Linked DNA regions of Homo sapiens: region 2 is linked to region 1. Evidence: chromatin loops called from intact Hi-C (ENCODE). Cell type or tissue: Caco-2. All regions are shown on one strand. Each heading gives the region's core, and the rest is flanking DNA. Links, peaks and the distances in the headings are about the cores only.

Region 1 (5,370 bases), core at 202-5,201:
CATGTTGTTCTCAAGGCCAAACGTATTAATCCATGAAAAGCACACAGTGTTTCATTCCTAGTAAGAACTCAGTAAATGTTAGTTTTTATTGTTATTACTTTCCCAAGGTCTAGCATTCTATTAGAAAGCTCTTCTGGGCCGAGCGACGTGGATCATACCTGTAATCCCAGCACTGTGGGAGGCCCAGGTGGGTGGATTACCTGAGGTCAGGAGTTCGAGACCAGCCTGGCCAACATGGTGAAACCCCATCTCTACTAAAAATACAAAAATTCACCAGGTGTAGTGGCGGGTGCCTGTAATTCCAGCTACTCAGGAGGCTAAGGCAGAAGAATCGCTTGAACCCTGGAGGCAGAGGTTGCAGTGAGCCAAGATGGCACCACTGCACTCCAGCCTGGGCGACAGAACAAGACTCTATCTCAAAACAAACAAACCAACCAACAAACAAAATGAAAGCTCTTCTATAGGGTAAGTTGAAATGTTTCTCCTATAGCTGCAAGAGTGGTCTTCTCAAAACCCAAGTCTGCTTATGTCACTTGCCCCCTTAAAATCATTCTGTGGTTTCCTGTTATTCTCATGGTCAAGATAGCCATCTTTAGTTTGACCTATCAGCCTTCAAGGTCTGGGCTCTGCCCCCTCATCTTCTCCCCTTGCACACTTTGCCCCCATGACCTGGGGAGGGGCTTCTTTGATTCCTCTCCTGTGTCATGCCCTGCCCCACCACGGGGCCTTTGCCTGCCATGCCCCTCCCTGGAAAGCCCTCTCCATCCAGCTTCCCTTGCCAACTCCCACTTGCCCTTCAGCTCTGCTGTTACTCCACCAGTGCTACTCCCTGACAGTCTCACCAGGACTCCCAGTCTTCTCTCCTCAAGGTTGAACAGCCAACACTCCTACGGCAGGTGGCACTTCTAGACCCTCCACACCCTCCTCGGTTTCAGGTTGTAGGATGCCTAGAACCAGACTCAACATCAGGGAATGAGGAGCTTTTCAAAAGTGATTTGCCCATCTAGTTCTGCCAAGTGACAGGAAACTGAGGAGGTTGAGGATTAATGCCCCGTTAGCCTTTCACCTCTGAGGCCCTTGATCTCCATGTCTTGAAGCTCACACATTAAGTGTGTTTTATGGGATAAGAGAGCCCCAAATAGAATATGGACATTTCACACGAGGAAGCCATTTCGGACCGCTGTCAGCATCAGCTTGAAACCCACTTGGGGTGGAGATAAATGACTGTCGGAAGTTTGCAACGGCATCAGCAAAAATAAACACCTGTGATGAGGTTGAACTCTTCATTATTGTTTTTAAGTCAGGGCCAATCTGAGGCAAAAGTATAAAGTAGATGGAGAATGTTTAAAAAATAAAAAATAAAAAAACAAACCCCACCATTTTCCAGAGCCATCTTTGGGCTCTTTCTGAGAAATTCTTTTTTTTTTTTTTGAAACGGAGTCTCACTCTGTTGCCTAGGCTGGAGTGCAGTGGCACAATCTTGGTTCACCATAACCTCCGCCTCCTGGGTTCAAACAATTTTAGTGCCTCAGCCTCCCGAGTAGCTGGGATTACAGGCACCCGTCACCATGCCCGGCTAATTTTTTTTTTTTTTTTTTGTATTTTTAGTAGAGACAGGGTTTCATCATGTTGGCCAGGCTGGTCTCGAACTCCTGACCTCAAATGATCCACTCACCTCGGCCTCCCAAAGTGCTGGGATTACAGGCGTGAGACACCGTGCCCGGCCTCTTTCGGAGAAATTCTTTTTGGGTCTCCGTCTCTGGAGCAGGGAGAGAAAAGTGTTGGGAAGCCACAGAGGTCTTCGGGAGCACCCTCAGATGCTGTGGTTGAGGAGCTGGGCCTGCGAGGTGACCTTCAAACCCACACTGTGCTCCATTCTCAGTGCCACCCCGGCCTGAGGACAGCTGTGGAAATGACACCGGGACAAGGGAGGCACACAAAATGTCCTCCCTTGAAGGGCAGAACTCGAGTCTTTCCTGTGTTAGTTTTCCCCTCAGCCCGGCCCAGAGCTTGGCAAAGCCGGCTGTGGGTTAGAATCGGCTGAGGAGCTTTTATGAAAGCGCATGGAAGCTGTCCCCGCAGGAGGTTCGGCTGCTGAATGAGGTTGTGGTGCCAGATAGATCTGACTCCTCACCTGGTTTGGGGACCCCGGGTGCATTCTTCAGCCTTGCCTCAGTGAGTGCTCAGGACACGTCTGCTGAATTGAAAGAGACCTTCAATGGACTGAACAACAACCTGCTTTCTGGCAGGCAATCTAGAAAATAGCCTGAGACCAGGGTGTATCTCCCAGCCTCCATGCCGCAGGCCGGGAGGTTTGTGTAGTCGACGTTCTCCCCCTAGTGGCCTGAGTGAAGATGACAGGCAGGAGGGAAAAAAAGCCTTTTCACCTGCGAGGCCTGGCTGCCAAGGGCTCCCGAGCTGCGGATGGACACCAGGATCCAGCTGCTCTTCCATGACTCGCCCTCCCTTACCTCGCCCTGATCCCGGCCCTGTCAGATCTCATCTTTACTTAACATTCTGATATTTTGTTTATCATAGAGTTTTTGGGTTATTTTTGATTTATTAAAATATTGTATTAAAATATTTCTGGCCGGGGGTGGTGGCTCACTCCTATAATCCCAAAACTTTGGAAGGCTGAGGCGGGTGGATCATTTGAGGTCAGGAGTTCGAGACCAGCCTGGCCAACATGGTGAAACCCCCGTCTCTACTAAAAATAAAAAAATAAAAAAATAAACTAGCCAGCCGTGTTGGTAGGGCGCCTGTAATCTCAGCTACTCGGGAGGCTGAGGCACAAGAATCGTTTGAACCAGGGAGGCACGGGTTGCAGTAAATTGAGATTGCGCCACTGCACTCTAGCCTGGGCGACAGAGCAAGATTCCATCTTAAAAAAAATTATTTCTGCCAGGTGCGCTAGCTCATACCTGTAATCCCAGCACTTTGCGGAGGCTGAGGTGGGAGGATCATTTGAGGCCAGGAGTTTGAGACCAGCCTGGGCAACATAGCAAGACCTCCGTCTCTACAAATAATTTAAAAATTAGCCGTGTGTGGTGGCACAGGTCTATAGTTCCAGCTTCTCAGGAGGCTGAGGTGGGAGGATCACTTGAGCCCAGGAGGTCGAGGCTGCAGTGAGCTGTGATCGTGCCACTGCACTCCAGCCTCGGTGACAGAACAAGACTCTGTCTCAAAAATATATATATTTCTATTGATTACTGTGGTTTTTGTCACCCTCTTACATTTTGTGCATGACGTGAGTGCCTCAATTTCGCTCCCCCACCCTCATCATAGTCCTGATGCAGAAGTCAGCCCACGAAGCCCCCCTAGACATAGGGAGTAAGACCCTCATCATTTGTCAGCTGAACCCTGAGGCTCCACCCAGGGTTGCGCTGGCCTGTGAGGGCCTTGTGTGTCTAGTGCTCTTTGCACTGTAATTAAGGGCACTGTAGATTCTCCAGGCTTTCTCCAGAAGGGGAATGGCCGCCTTTCAAAGTGTGTTCTGAATGAGAAAATACCCCTGGATCAAGGGCGATTTGAGTGCACAAAGATGCACTGGGTTCTGTGGTGCTTACAAATGTGGAGACCTACAGGTAGGCCCTGGTTGCTGAAGCCCACAGTAATCAGCCGAAGCTAGGAAGAAGGGCTGGGGCCCAGTGCATCTGGGAAGGCCACCGCCTTGGATCCCCTTCCTCATCTGGGCCACCATCCCGCATGATCAGCCTGAGACCTCCAAGTGGCTCACCAAGGAGGCAGCCATCCTCAGAAGAGTCAGGGGATAAAAGGAGTGCTCATCTTTGACATCACTCTCTACCAGAGACCCGCCTCAACTGCATCATCTGCTTCTGCCCCACCTGCCACAAACCCACCATCTGGAGCAACGCTAGACCACATCCAAGGAAGACAAGACCCCAGCCCTGGGCCCTGGAAGGTCTCTGCTATCATCTGCCCCACGCTCTACAAAAGAGTGACGAGTCTTCCCCCATCATTCCCACACTCTCCCTGAGGAGTCCCTGGTAGATGCCAAGGGGACATCGGTTCAATATGGGCCAAAAAGTGGCAACCACAGAGCTCTGGGGTCCAGCCCATCTTGCTGAGTTTGGATTTATTACCTGGGCTACAAAGGGTTAAGTCAAATGCCTTCAAATGCCTATATCCCTGAGGGAAGGAAGAGGAAGAAGCGAAAGGCTCTCCTAAAATTTATTTTTGTAAGAAAAAGAAAAGGTAAAAAGAACTGTTCACTGACCAAAGCTGACCCCTTCCCACAGGGGTGCTGCAGGGGACCCCAACCCACACGTCAATCTGATTGGGCCAGAAAGCCTTTCCTGAATGTTTCAGACCCACCCCAATCCCAAACCATTTATGGCCCAGAGACAATGGAGTTATTTTAAATAAACCCGATTTTATTTATGGAGATGGCCACTCCTTCTGGAACTATCCCGTGCAGCTATCCTTGTCCCTGAGGATCTCACTAGGCGGGCAGCCAGAGAAAGCTGCTAGGGAGCTGCAGCTCCAACTGAAAATTATCTCCAGCAAATCGTTTCATGGGTCTCTCAGTACCTGCGTTTTTGTTTTTGTTTTTTTTTTTTTTTTGTTTTTTTTTGAGATAGTCTCACTCTGTTGCCCAGGCTGGAGTGCAGTGGCAGGATCTCAGCTAACTGCAACCTCCACCTCCTGGGTTCAAGCGATTCTCCCGCCTCAGCCTCCCCAGTAGCTGGGATTACAGGCACCCAACACCACGCCTGTCTAATTTTTGTATTTTTTTAGACGATGTTTTGCCATGTTGGTCAGGCTGGTCTTGAACTCCTGACCTCAAATGATCCGTCCACCTCAGCTTCCCAAAGTCCTGGGATTATAGGCATGAGCTACCACATCCCGCCAGCACCTGGCACTTTTACTGCAGCTTCTTAAGCCCCCAGATCCCTGCATACTGGCAACACCTGTGCTTGGGGTGCGATTCATTTGCGTGGGATCCATTCCTGCCATCTCAGAGCAGCGGTTCTCAGATGCACGTGCATATCCTGGTGTATCTCATTCATTGAGAAGCGGGCCTGCAAAAGATTAACTAATAATAAAGCGCTCAAGTCTGTGGCCGACTTGACTCATGCAATGAGCAGATTCAAGATGATCCGCCTATCAGTGTCACTTTGTATTCTGATAAGCCTTCGTGAATGGAACGAGCTCTGCCATGGCCTGGGACATTCTGTATTATCTTCCAGCCTCACGCCTCATGCCTCCCTTCTCAGTTCTTACCTTGGCCCCTCCCTCTTTCCTGTCAAGGTCTTTGCACTTGCAGAGCCTTTTGCTGGAGACCTCTTTTCGAGGCCTTTGTGTTGCTCTATTTCCTTCTTTGGAACTCAGCTCAAAAATGGAAATTTT
Region 2 (5,370 bases), core at 287-5,286, 100 kb before region 1:
AGCAAGGACCCATGAATTCCACCGTTTTGCCAAGACTTATTACTAATTAAGTGAACCAGGTAAGCATTAAACTAGCAGTGTTGCTGTTTCCCCTCCAGAATGAATAATTACTCATAATGAGCTTGGATAATAAGTCTCTAAATAACAGAGTTAACTATAATTAGGCTGAAAATTGAGACAAGGGGAGAGAGAGAAAGAGGAAGGAAGAGGAGAGAGAGAGAGAGATGGAGGGAGGGAGTGACAGAAGAGACAAGAGAGAATTTTCACTATAATTGATTCAAGGACAAATTCAAATTGCTGGCAGGGGAGAAATATTTTTTTTTTTTTTGAGACAGAGTCTTGTTCTGTCACCAGGCTGGAGTGCAGTAACGTGATCTCGGGTCACTGCAACCTCTGACTCCCTGGTTCAAGCGATTCTCCCGCCTCAGCCCCATGAGTACAGGCACACGCCACCACGCCCAGCTAATTTTTTGTATTTTTAGTAGAGACGGGGTTTCACCATGTTGGTGAGGATGGTCTTGATCTCCTGACCTTGTGATCCCCATGTCTAGCCCTCTCAAAGTGTTGGGATTACAGGCATAAGCCACAGCCCCCAGCCAGGGGAGAAATTCTTAAGCCTGTATTGTTATAAACTCACAGATTCATAGACTATGGAAAAGCAGGACCTCAGCTCTCAACTAGTTTAAACACTGTATTTCACAGACGTGGAAACTGAGGCTCAGAGAGGAAAAGAAATTCATCCAAAGTCACACAGCAGAGAGTGAGTGAGTCTCTGAGAGTAGTAATGCGGGTGTGGGCTTCACTCACTGATGGAGCTACAGTTTCTCAGTGTGGGTAAATGGAGTAAGGTGAGCTGGAGAAAAGCACCTATGTCACTGGCATCTTGGCAGGGAGGATTCCTCAGCCAGAAGAGCCGGTGGTTAAGAGCTTTGACTCTGGGCTGGGTGTGGTGGCTCACACCTGTAATCCCAGCACTTTGGGAGGCTGAGACAGGAGGATCGTTTGAGCCCAGGAGTTCGAGAACATAAGGAGACTTCATCTCTACAAAAAAATTAAAACATTAGCTGGGCATGGTGGCACATGCCTGTGGTCCCAGCTACTTGGGGGGCTGTGGTGGGAGGATAGAATGGGCCCGGGAAAGTCACGGCTGCAGTGAGCCATGATTGCACCACTGCATTCCAGCCTGGGCGACAGAGAGAGACCCGGTCTCAAAAAAAAGAGCTCTGGGGCCAGGCACGGTGGCTCACACCTGTAATCCCAGCACTTTGGGAGGGTGAGGCAGGTGGATCACCTGAGGTCAGGAGTTAGAGACCAGCCTGGCCAACACAGTGAAACCCCATCTCTACTAAAAATACAAAAATTAGCCAAGTGTGGTAGCGCGTGCCTGTAATCTCAGCTACTTGGGAGGCTGAGGCAGGAGAATCACTTGAACCCAGGAGGTGGAGGCTGCAGTGAGCCGAGATGTGCCATCACACTCCAGCCTGGATGACAGAACGAGACTCCATCTCAAAAAAAAAAAAAAAAATAGAGCTTTGGTTTTGGAGTCACATTACCAGGATTTGAATCTTTTCTTTATCACCTAGAAGCTGTGTCACCTTGGGGTAAGTTCATCCATTTCTCTGAGCCTCAGTTTCCTCACCTGTAAATGGGAATAACAACTGTACTTACCTAATGGACTTGCTACAAAGTCACTCAATGTTAGTTTCTACCATCACCTCCATCATCACAACCATCACTCTCAGGTCAATGCAATCAAAGGGTTAGGAGTGCCTCTGTCACTAACTTGTGAGTCACTGGACCTCTCTGAGCCTCATCTTGGTCATGTGTAAAATGAATTAGTAAGACCTTCCCTTCCTCGGTCACAGAGGAGTTACAAGGATAAAGGGTAAAAATCCTTGCTTTGGGAGGCCAAGGCGGGCAGACCATTGAGCCAGAAGTTCAAGACCAGCCTGGGCAACATGGCGAAACCCCATCTCTACAAAAAATACAAAAGTTAGCCGGGCGTGGTAGCACATGCCTTTAGTCCCAGCTACTTGGGAGGATGAGGTGGGACAATCACCTGAGCCCGAGGAGGTCGAGGCTGCAGCGGCCATCATTACACCACTGCATTGTTGCCTGGGTGACAGAGTGAAATCCTGTTTCAAAACAAAATTTTTTTTTTATTTATCCATGCTCATGACTCCCAGAAAGTTAGATTGGCTTCATTATTTGCTGCACTGTGCAAGATGCTGGAAAGACTCCCCATTCCACAGACCTGGTTCAGGTGCCCTTTACCACAGGCTCTCCATGACCTTCACCCTGACATTTGGGAGTCATCTTTCCCACTGTGCCAGGGCACCTGCCTCCCTCCTGGCAAGCTCCTTTAGTGAACTTGGGAGCTACTCATAGCATCTTTAAAGATCACCACTAGGGCCGGGCGCAGTGGCTTATGCTTGTAATCCAAGCACTTTGGGAGACTGAGGTGGGCAGATCGCTTGAGCTCAGGAGTTTGAGACCAGCCTGGACAACATGGTGAAACCCTGTCTCTACAAAACATGCAAAAAATTTAGCTGGGCTTGGTGGTGGGCATCTTTAGTCCCAGCTACTTGGGAGGCTGAGGTGGGAGGATGGTTTGAGCCCAGGAGGCAGAGGTTGCAGTGCGCTGAGATCGTGCCACTGCACTCCAGCCTGGGGGACAGAGTCAGACAATGTCTTAAAATAAATAAATAAATAAATAAATAAATAAATAAATAAATAAATAAATGAAAGAAGATCACCATTAGGTGGCACTCTGCCACCTGCCTGTCATTCCTTGGATACCTGATGTGTTTGGGGGGAAGGAGCAGTGAAATCTTGAGTGATTGGGCCTTTGTGTGGCTGTGTGTCACCCAGGGTGACATGGCATGGCGAGATCTTCAGCCTCCACAATCCTCAGTATCGTCATCTAGGCAATGGTGATAATCCAACTAGCTCATGGTGGCGTTGTGAGGACAAAAGAGGAGTAAGGATAAGAGCATGAGGAAAGTGCCAAAGACAGGGCCTGCCACATAGTAAGCGTGTACAAAGGAGCTATTAAGGGCTCTTCTTCTTCTTTTTTTTTTTTTTTTTTTTTTTGAGACGGAGTCTTGCTGTGTTGCCCAGGCTGGAGTGCAGTGGCACAATCTCGGCTCACTGCAAGCTCCGCCTCCCGGGTTCACGCCATTCTGCTGCCTCAGCCTCCAGCTGGGACAACAGGTGCCCGCCACCACGCCCGGCTTTTATTTTATTTTACTTTTTGTATTTTTAGTACAGACAGGGTTTCACCGTGTTAGCCAGGATGGTCTTGATCTCCTGACCTTGTGATCCGTCCGCCTTGGCCTCCCAAAGTGCTGGGATTACAGGCGTGAGCCACTGCGCCCGGCCAGGGCTCTTCTTGAAACGTCTACTGGTGAGAACTGGCACATACAGGGTAGGGCTTCAGAGCAGGGAGCAGTGTCCAAGCCTGGCTGTGCACGAGCCTCTCCTGGGAAACCTCCCATCTCAGACCTGCTGGACCTGACTCTAGGTAAGAAGACCATGGACTGCCACTGGGATGTGCTCCCCTGCCAGGTATGACCTGGGAGACCATTCCAGTCCCACCCTCTCATTTACAGATGGAGAAACTGAGCTCTAGAAAAGGGAAATGACCTGCCTAAGTCCACACAGTTGGGAGCAGCAGAAGGCCTGACTTCCCAGATGTCCTGCCTGTGTGTCTCTGATAAGGGCAGGGGCCTAGAACCAGCCAGAGCTGGCCCAGCAGAAGCCTGGCCACTTGAATTCTTCCTTTGAAGTGGGAGCTGGGTTGGGGGGAGGTGCAGCTGTCTCACCTGAGCCCTAAAGAAGAGGGGGTCCACTTATTTCCAGTGTTCCTTGTGGAACTCACTGCTGAATGATAATACCACGTGTTCCAGGCTTCCTTACCATACACCTGAACCACAGACTAGGTTGGCAGCCTTCCCCTTAAAATGAGGAGACAGAGGTTCAGAATGGAGTGATGGCTATCGTCAAGACCAGACACACTCAGACCTCTCACCTCTCAGGCTCTGCATTCTTGTCTAGATTGCACTTCTTCTTTTTTTTTTTTTTTTTAGACAGAGTTTCACTCTTATTACCCAGGCTGGAGTGCAGTGGCGCCATCTCCACTCACTGCAACCTCTGCCTCCCTGGTTCAAGTGATTATCCTGCCTCAGCCTCCCAAGTAGCTGGGATTACAGGTGCCTGCCACCATGCCTGGCTAATTTTTTGTATTTTTAGTAGAGAGAGGGTTTCATGTTGGCCAGGCTGGTCTCGCACTCCTGATCTCAGGTGATCCACCTGCCTCGGCCTCCCAAAGTGCTGGGATTACAGGCGTGAGCCACTGCACCCAGCCTAGATTCCACTCTAACTTAAAATGTTTTATTGGCTTCCTATTTGTTAAAATGTTTTAAATTTAATTTAAAAAATTTTTTAAAAAAATAATTTCCTAGAAAGCACAGATTCCCAGTTTCTCTGGAAACATGGAGCTTACATCTCTGAAAGATAATACCAGGTAGGGGCTGGGTGCGGTGGCTCACGCCTGTAATCCCAGCACTTTGGGAAGCCGAGGCAGGTGGATCACGAGGTCAGGAGATTGAGACCATCCTGGCTAACAAGGTGAAACCCTGTCACTACTAAAATTACAAAAAAATTAGCAGGGCGTGGCAGCGTGCGCCTGTAGTCCCAGCTGCTGGGGAGCCGAAGGCAGGAGAATGGCGTGAACCCAGGAGGCGGAGCTTGCAGTGAGCCGAGATTGCGCCGCTGCATTCCAGCCTGGGTGACAGAGCAAGACTCCGTCTCAAAAAAAAACAAAAGAAAAAAAAAAAAGAAAGATAATACCAGGTAGGAGCTGAGTAGACATCATATCCTTTAGGGAAACACTGGCTTTATAGCTCAACACAGTCCCCACCACCTCGCACTGTCAGTCATCCAGCTGTATTTGCACACTTACGGTACCTACCTGGCCCTGGCGGGCATTTGGACCTGAGACACCTACCAAATGCTTTGGTGTCTTCTTCTGAAATTCGGTTCACAAGGGTTTACTCTGAGGAACAGATCCTGGTTCATGAGAGCTGCTAAGATTCTCTTCCAGGCACCTGGTGCCAGGGATTGCCTCAGAAATACAAGGATGCTGGTTGCTGGCAAGGAGGAGGGCAGCTCTTTGGGCTGCTTGACAAGCTGGATGGTGCCTGGAACTGGTCTGAGCCAGCACTGAGGCAGGTCCCCTCCTGGGGGAAGCTCTGGGGAGGCCCCAAGCCTGGTCCCAGGTCTTCACCTTCACAGATGGGGCTGGGAGCTCAGGGAGCCCCTCCCAGATCTAAGCATGTTAGAAGCAGACAGATGGAGCCGCAAATCTTG

The links. Hi-C counts contacts between places; a loop is a spot of excess contacts. Peaks named below come from ENCODE experiments on the same cell type or tissue, not always from the same donor. Only the 100,000 strongest peaks of a DNase experiment are listed, where the experiment ranks them.
Region 2: it touches region 1 in a loop (15-fold over the local background); 17 of 110 quality-filtered maps call a loop at or near these places.

Annotation. Positions count from the first base shown.
Region 1 is chr5:160,343,186-160,348,555 of GRCh38, forward strand. It overlaps C1QTNF2 (C1q and TNF related 2), which reads right to left. Exons shown (of 3, transcript NM_031908.6): 3 at 4,569-5,370. Among named protein-coding and RNA genes, the nearest start is that of C1QTNF2, 25 kb to the right of the region's middle. In Caco-2, for the core only: a CTCF peak has its summit at 2,328 (motif pointing left); a DNase peak (open chromatin) is centred at 2,336.
Region 2 is chr5:160,240,550-160,245,919 of GRCh38, forward strand. No RefSeq gene overlaps it. Among named protein-coding and RNA genes, the nearest start is that of FABP6, 14 kb to the left of the region's middle. In Caco-2, for the core only: a CTCF peak has its summit at 2,758 (motif pointing right); DNase peaks (open chromatin) are centred at 2,804, 3,735 and 4,738.